Regions from separate parts of the Homo sapiens genome. Here all the other regions are linked to region 3. Evidence: chromatin loops called from intact Hi-C (ENCODE). Cell type or tissue: heart right ventricle. All regions are shown on one strand. Region 1 has its middle 20 kb from the start of GPATCH8. Region 2 has its middle 7.0 kb from the start of SLC25A39. Region 3 overlaps UBTF (upstream binding transcription factor).

Region 1 (2,500 bases), 310 kb after region 3:
CCAAAGTGCTGGGATTACAGGCCTGAGTCTTTTTTAATAATTGTGTTTCCATGAATCCTCTATCCATGACTTCACCATTTTTCCGTGAAGTGTTTGTCTTTTTCTTGTTAACTTGTAAGATCTTTTTGTATAGTACAGCTGTTAACTCATGGCTTGCCACCTGCATTACAACGTATTTCTAAATCTACTATTTTCCTTTTTAAAAGAAAATTTTCCTAATGCCTGTATTTATGTCCTGTTTTTCCATCCCCAAAATGTTTTAACTTTTATACAGTGAAATATTTATACCCTTTTTTTCCTGTTGTAGCTTCTCGATTTTCAATCTTGGTTAATATTTTCCCACTCTTATACATCATACATGCGGGCTTCTAGATTTTCATTAGATTTTATGCATTTAGTTTTATATTTAAATTTTTGATCCAGCTGGAGTTTATTTTTGCATATGGTATAAGATAAAGCTCTAATTTTATTTTCTTCCATTTGGAAATCCAGCTATGGTAAAATCATTTTTATTCTTTTCCCACTTAACTGAACAAACCCCTGTGTTATATATTAGAATTTCAGCCAGGCCTGGTGGCTCAAGCCTGTAATCCCAGCTCTTTGGGAGGCCAAGGAGGGTGGATCACTTGAGTCCAGGAGTTTGAGATCAGCCTGGGCAACATAGTGAAACCTTGTCTCTACAAAAAATATAAAAATATTAGCCGAGGGTGGTGGTGCAGCACCTGTAGTTCCAGCTACTAGGGAGCCTAAGGTGGGAGGATCACCTGAGGTCGGGGCTGCAGAGAGCAGAGATCACGCCACAATAAGGCAAGTCCATCCTCATTCTCTTTTTTTTTATACCTTAATTGACACTCACTATCATATATTAAAACTTTTTTTTTTTTTTAGCTGAGAATGATTAGGAGAGTGGATTGAAAGGATTTCCCTGGTCCAGAAACTGGAATTCAGTGGGGCGCCACCTTAGCACGGGACCCAAGGGGATACAGGACAGGATGGAAGGGAGGTCATTCATCATATCTTGTTTTAGGTCCTGGGGACCGAAAGAGGTCCAACTTGGAGCAGGTACATTGGTCTAAGCCTAGTTCTGTTCGGTTCCGGCTCGACCCCCAAGTACGTGAACGTGGCCCAGGGCTGCAATGGGAATGCTTGGGCAGTCACCTACTCTCCTGCCAGGGCAATGCAGTTGCCTTTAAGCCTCTACCGCCCCCTGGTGCTGTCTGACCTGGGGTTTCCAGAACCAAGCTCCCTCTCCCAGAAGCCTCCAGTTCGAGGAAGAAGGTCCCTTGGGGCCAATAGGGGTTTAAAGAAGCCGTTGGGGACAGAGGGTCTTAACCTGTACCATCGAATACCTGGTCAGACACCAGAAACTGCTTCAAACTTACTGTACTCAAATCTCTCTTATCTCCACCAACCCTTCTTATTTGCTATGATTTTGAGCTACTGGTGGGAGCTATTCCTGCCTTCCCTGATCACCTACAGAGCTGATCATCTACTGTGGAAGACAATACATCAATTCCTAAGCTATCTGATAAGTGAACAATCCAGGAGAGGTCCCCACGTGCTGCCACTGAGTAGGGGACAATCGGTTCTAGTTCTAGGGGCAGGAAAGCTCAACAGGGGCAGGACAGGGAAGGGCCGATGGAAGAGATGGGCTTGGAGACAGTCCCTGGAGAATGGCTCCAATTTGGATCATCAGGGAAAGGAGAACATACATGAAAAAGAGGGAGTGAGGAGGATGGTAGGACTTCCATTTCCTGTAATGATAGGCTAAGTTATTCAGACCAACCTTCCCATTGAAAACAAATGCAAAAGCTGGATAAAGGCTTTTTAAAAAAAAAATCCTCCTCTCCCTCTCCCTCTCCCTCTCCCCACGGTCTCCCTCTCCCTCTCTTTCCACAGTCTCCCTCTCCCTCTCTTTCCACGGTCTCCCTCTGATGCCGAGCTGAAGCTGGACGGTGCTGCTGCCATCTCGGCTCACTGCAACCTCCCTGCCTGATTCTCCTGCCTCAGCCTGCCCAGTGCCTGCGATTGCAGGCGCGCGACGCCACGCCTGACTGGTTTTCGTATTTTTTTGGTGGAGACGGGGTTTCGCTGTGTTGGCCGGGCTGGTCTCCAGCTCCTAACCGCGAGTGATCCGCCAGCCTCGGCCTCCCGAGGTGCCGGGATTGCAGACGGAGTCTCGTTCACTCAGTGCTCAATGGTGCCCAGGCTGGAGTGCAGTGGCGTGATCTTGGCTCGCTACAACCTCCACCTCCCAGCAGCCTGCCTTGGCCTCCCAAAGTGCCGAGATTGCAGCCTCTGCCTGGCCGCCACCCCGTCTGGGAAGTGAGGAGCGTCTCCGCCTGGCCGCCCATCATCTGGGATGTGAGGAGCCCCTCTGCCTGGCTGCCCAGTCTGGAGAGTGAGGAGCGTCTCTGCCCGGCCGCCATCCCATCTAGGAAGTGAGGAGCGCCTCTTCCCGGCCGCCATCACATCTGGGAAGTGAGGAGCATCTCTGCCC
Region 2 (2,500 bases), 120 kb after region 3:
AAAAAAAAAAAAAAAGCCAGTGTAGCAAAATGTTAGCCCCATCTCTACTAAAAATACAAAAATTAGCCAGCCGTGGTTGCGGGTGCCTATAATCCCAGCTACTCAGGAGGCTGAGGCGGGAGAATCGCTTGAACCCAGGAGGTGGAGGTCACAGTGAGCTGAGATCACACCACTGCACTCCAGCCTGGGTGACAGAGCGAGACTCCGTCTCAAAGAAAAAAAAAAAAGAAGATATATATATATATATATATGCATACGTGTGTGTATGTGTGTGAGTGTATATATATGTATATTTGTGTGTGTGTGTGTGTGTATATATATATATATATATATATATATATATATATATATATATATATAAAACAGCTGGGATCAGCCCAATTTGGGGAAGTCCTCCCTGTCTCCCCCTGCCTCTGTGGCCTGAGAAGGTGGGCTGGAAGTGTCTAGGCACCCAAGGCTTTATTGGGGGGCCCTGGGTGTGGTCTGAGGAGGTGGGCCCCTAGAGGGAGAGGGTCCTGGCTAAGACTTTCCAGCATGTCCCCCAGCCTGGGTCCCAGAGCTCTGCTGGGACAGCGTGGATTAATATGGAAGGTAGTTTTAGCCATAGCTATGAAAATTCTAAACGCCAAACCCTTGATCCAGCCAGGCCACTTCTAAGCGTTTCTCTAGTCATCTGCTCATACAAGTGTGAAATGATGGTACCAGCTTGGCCTTCTTCATTGCAGCCTTCTTTGTAACAGCAGAACATCCCGTGAAAGGGAACTGTTAAGTACGTGACCCTATCTCCATGTGACAAATCCACACAGCCTTGAAAGGGCGGCATTCCCTGACCTATCCAGGTGGGGTGGGGGGTGAGGGCTGCAGATCTCTATATCATTATGTAAAACAATCTCAAAGACAGAGTTAAATTAAACAGCAGGTGCTGAGAGCGTGCTGGACACTCGTTCCAAACAGCAGCGTTACTGCCCCCTAGAGGACATTTTTTGAAATTTATGCGGCCACTGTCATTTCTGGTTGTCACAAGACTGGGGCTTCTGGCATTTGATAGATGGCAGGTCAGGGAAGCTAAATGCCCTGTAAGGTGTAGGACAGTCTGACACAATAGGGAATTTCCAACAACAAGAACACATCTCTCAATTTCCTTCTGTCTTTCTGGGCAATTACATACATGAGGAAATGTTTGCAATTCTCAGACCTGGAAAATGGTTCTGTTTTACCCATATACCCACACCTTTTTTTTTTTTTTTAGACAGGGTCTCTCACTCTGTCGCTGGTTGGAGTGCAGTAGCACGATCACAGCTCACTACAGCCTCGACCTCCCCGGCTCAAGCGATCCTCCCACCTCAGCCTCCCGAGTAGCACACTCCTCTGCCTGACTAATTCGTTTGTATTTGTTGTAGAGACAGGGTTTCGCTATGCTGCCCAGGTTGTAACCATACTTCTTTTGAATACTTATATTCTGCTATGCATTGAGTTTTCCAGGAATAAAACCACTCTGCAGTTGTATGGAAAATTGGGTTTTGTCTTCAAGAACTTTACCGAAGGTCATTTGCCATTTCATTTTTTGTTTGGTTTGTTTTGTTTTTTTGAGATGGAGTTTTGCTCTTGTCGCCCAGGCTGGAGTGCAGTGGTACGATCTTGGCTCACTGTAACCTCTGCCTCCTGGGTTCAAGCAATTCTCCTGCCTCAGCCTCCCAAGTACACGCCCAGCTAATTTTGTATTTTTAGTAGAGACAGGGTTTCCTCATGTTGGTCAGGCTGGTCTCAAACTCCCGACCTCAGGTAATCTGTCTGCCTCGGCCTCCCAAAGTGCTGGGATTACAGGTGTGAGCCACCGTGCCTGGCCTTTTTTTTTTTTTTTTTTTTTAAGACGGGACCTCACTGTTGCTCAGGCTGGAGTGCAGTGGTGTGATCATAGCTCACTGCAGCATTGAATCCCTGAGCTCAAGTGATCCTAGTGCTTCACCTTCTCAAGTAGCTGGGACTACAGGAGCGTGCCACCTCGCCTGGCTAATACATATATATATATATTTTTTTGAGTCAGGGTCTCTCACTCTGTTGCCCAGGCTGGAGTGCCGTGGCACAATCACAGCTCGCTGCAGCCTCGACGTCCTGGATTAAAGCGATCCTCCCACCTCAGCTCTCTCCCCCCTCCCCCCACCAGTAGCTGGGACCACAGTCACGCACCACCACGCCCAGCTAATTTTTGTTTATTTTTTATAGAGAAGGGGTGTCAGTATGTTGCCCACGATGGTCTCAAACTCCTGGGCTCATGTGATCCTCCTGCATCCACCTCCCAAAGTGTCAGGATTACACCACAGGGCCCAGCCTTAGTCATTTCACTGTAAGATGGGAATAATAATTGTACTACCTCAAAGGATTGTGTTACAGATTAAAGAGCATAATACAGAACCTGGCACAATATAAATCTCAATAAACAGTAACAGGACCTACCTTTTAAAAACACTGAAATGAAGTATGCCAGCTATCATCCTAGCAG
Region 3 (2,500 bases):
ACTACACCACTGTACTCCAGCCTGGGCAGGAGAGCAAGACTGTCTCAAAAAATAAAAAAAAAAATAAAAATAAAAGGGTGATAGTGACCGTTATCCTGAAGGATTGCGAGGGCATGGAATGAAATCATGAATGAGACCAGCCAGCACAAGTGGGTGGATGGGCCAGGCTAGGATGGTGCTGGCTTAGTCTGATGCCTCTCTGTTCCTTCCAAGGGTCCCTTGCCCTCTCACCTTAACCCAGAGGTCCAGGTGCACCTTGTACTGCTTTTGCTGCTCCTCGGCCAGCTTTTTGTAGTGCTCCTTCTGGCTCTGGGAGATGCGCTGCCAGCGACTGCCGATCTCCACCATGCGCTCCTTCAGCGGCAGGTGGTTCAGCTCCCCATTGGACAGCAGCTCCTGGGAGAACTTCTGGTAACCGTTCCTGGGAGGTGGGTTGGTAGAAGGAGGGTCAGGACCCCAACAAAGCAGCCATCCAGCCCTGACCCTCCCCGACCTCCAGGGCAGACTCCAACCCCCAGGCTCACATGGGAGGCTTCTTGGGTTCTCCCTGGAATTTCATCTTCTTGGAAGAATTTGTAGCAGCTGGAGGTGCCCGCATCTCACTCAGCTCTCTCTGGAGGGAGAAAGGTCACGCTCACCCCCCAGTCCCACCCCCAAAATACTGCTGCCTTCTGCCTCATGCCATCAGCACCTTAGCTGGCTGTCTTTTTCTGTGCCAGGGAGGAGGAGAAACAGGTAGCTAGTGAGCAACTTCCTAACAGCTCACGTCTGAGGCAGGCACCACAGTTTACAAGTGCTTTCACAACTGCTCGCATCCTCCGAGTCAGCCTGGAGGTTAGCAATGTCACCCCCACCTTACTGATGAGAGACAGAGGTTCAGAGAAGGAAGCTGAGACTTGCTGAGAGTCACAGACCAAGGCTGGGACTTCTTGCTCAGAGCTGCCCAACCAAAGGGGAGTTCCCGAGCTTTCAATGAATGGGGTGGCCCCAGCCCCATTCCTACCTCATATCGCTTTTGGTCTTCGGCTGCCTTCTTAATCCACATCAGTTTCTCCTTCTTTTCCATGTTATTCCAGGTCATTTCCATGGCTTTCAAGGCCTTCACCCGGTCATTCTGGGGACCAATAAGGGTATCAGCCGTGGGAGGGGTCACCCGGGGCTAGAGGCTGCAGTACTACCCTTTCCCACCCCTGTCACCTTGAAGCGGGCCAGGTAGTCGCCGATAACGCTCTGTTGCCAGATCTCCTCAGCTCTTTTGGGGGACTCGGGCAGCTTGCCCCGTTCCTCGCGCTCCCCGCCGGGCTTCCTCTCCGACTGAGCCTTGAGCGCCGCCTCTCGGGCCTTGTACTTGGCCTGCGGGGATGGCCCGGGCGTCAGCCTTCCACCCACCCCCAGGGGGCGCGCGCTCCCCGCGCAGCAGCCCAGGCGCTCCCGCCGGCGGGCAGAAGCATGGGCTGGTGCAGATGTCTCCCGCCTGGGGCTCGCCCCCGCCTGGTCTGCGGCGCTCAGCTGACAGCTTCCCGCCTTCCGGCTGCTGGGCGCCGGCCCCACGTCCCAGCCCAGGCACCGCGTGGCTCAGGCGGCCAGGGGCGAGGTGGCACGGCCCGCCAAGGGGAAGAGGGGGCCCTGGCAGCCCCCCTGGGGGCACAGCGCTCCGCCAGGCAGCCTGACCTTCTTCTTCTCAGACAGGTCGTTCCACATTCGGGCCAGCAGGCGGGTCAGCTCGCTCTCGGAGAGCTCAGGCCGCTCCTCCTGCAGCTGCCGCCGTTTCTCCTCCGAGAAGATGAACATGGCCGACACGGGCCGCTTGGGCTTCTCGGAGCCGCCCTGTCCAGGTGCAGAGGGTCGGGGTCCGTGGGTGCTGCCAGGGAGCCCAGTCTTGCCCACCCCCGCCTGCGCGGCCGCACCCTCTGCCCACCTTGCCCCCTTCCTGGGCTGGCTTCTTGGAGGCGGGGCTGGTGGCCTGCTTCTTGTTGATGTTCAGCATCTTCTCTTCCCCCAAGACCCGCTGCTGCTCCTCCTCAGGCAGGCTCTGGACAGGAAAGAGGAGCACGGGGCTGCATGCCTGGCACCCAGACTGCATGGTGCCCTATCTCCAGGGGCTCACCAGGGCTCTGCCTGCCAAGTCCCAGTCTTCTCTGCCCACTGCCCCACCGGAGGAACACTCACCTCGAGGAAACGGAGCAGCTCCACCTCGTAATCTTTCTTTTTCTGGGAAAGTGAGTGGAGTCAGGATCAGTCTGGAGACAGTGTCACCACAGACCCTGCAGTACTCGGAGGACAGTGACCTTCAGCGGGCCTCCAGAGCCTGGGTGTGGGCTGGACTCCCTGCCTGGACGGGCTCAGTTGCTAAGCCCAGCCCAGCCCCACACTGTATTGGAGGCAGGTACCCAAGGCACACGCCACCAGGGACTGACTGGCCCAAGATGGGATCAGACCTCATGCTTCAAAACCCCAAGGCAGGGTGGCCCCTGCCACAGCTCACCTGATCACACTTCTT

Evidence for each region. A loop is a pair of places that touch in the nucleus more often than their neighbours do. Peaks named below come from ENCODE experiments on the same cell type or tissue, not always from the same donor. Only the 100,000 strongest peaks of a DNase experiment are listed, where the experiment ranks them.
Region 1: it touches region 3 in a loop (10-fold over the local background); 10 of 110 quality-filtered maps call a loop at or near these places.
Region 2: it touches region 3 in a loop (5-fold over the local background); 104 of 110 quality-filtered maps call a loop at or near these places.

The regions. Positions count from the first base shown.
Region 1 is chr17:44,522,134-44,524,633 of GRCh38, forward strand. No RefSeq gene overlaps it. Among named protein-coding and RNA genes, the nearest start is that of GPATCH8, 20 kb to the left of the region's middle. RefSeq lists a silencer at 1,301-1,360. In heart right ventricle, CTCF peaks have their summits at 1,204 (motif pointing left) and 1,405; a DNase peak (open chromatin) is centred at 1,208; H3K27me3 peaks cover 495 bases.
Region 2 is chr17:44,330,525-44,333,024 of GRCh38, forward strand. No RefSeq gene overlaps it. Among named protein-coding and RNA genes, the nearest start is that of SLC25A39, 7.0 kb to the left of the region's middle. In heart right ventricle, CTCF peaks have their summits at 976 (motif pointing left) and 1,183; a DNase peak (open chromatin) is centred at 967.
Region 3 is chr17:44,209,121-44,211,620 of GRCh38, forward strand. UBTF (upstream binding transcription factor) reads right to left here. Exons shown (of 21, transcript NM_014233.4): 10 at 2,486-2,500; 11 at 2,170-2,211; 12 at 1,919-2,032; 13 at 1,672-1,827; 14 at 1,198-1,353; 15 at 1,004-1,114; 16 at 525-613; 17 at 232-421. All of the region lies in intron 1 of ATXN7L3-AS1 (ATXN7L3 antisense RNA 1), which reads left to right. Among named protein-coding and RNA genes, the nearest start is that of MIR6782, 2.5 kb to the left of the region's middle. RefSeq lists enhancers at 1-184, 1,281-1,575, 1,285-2,006 and silencers at 778-827, 1,248-1,717, 1,281-1,575. In heart right ventricle, a CTCF peak has its summit at 1,385 (motif pointing right); DNase peaks (open chromatin) are centred at 1,381 and 1,757; H3K27ac peaks cover 1,479 bases.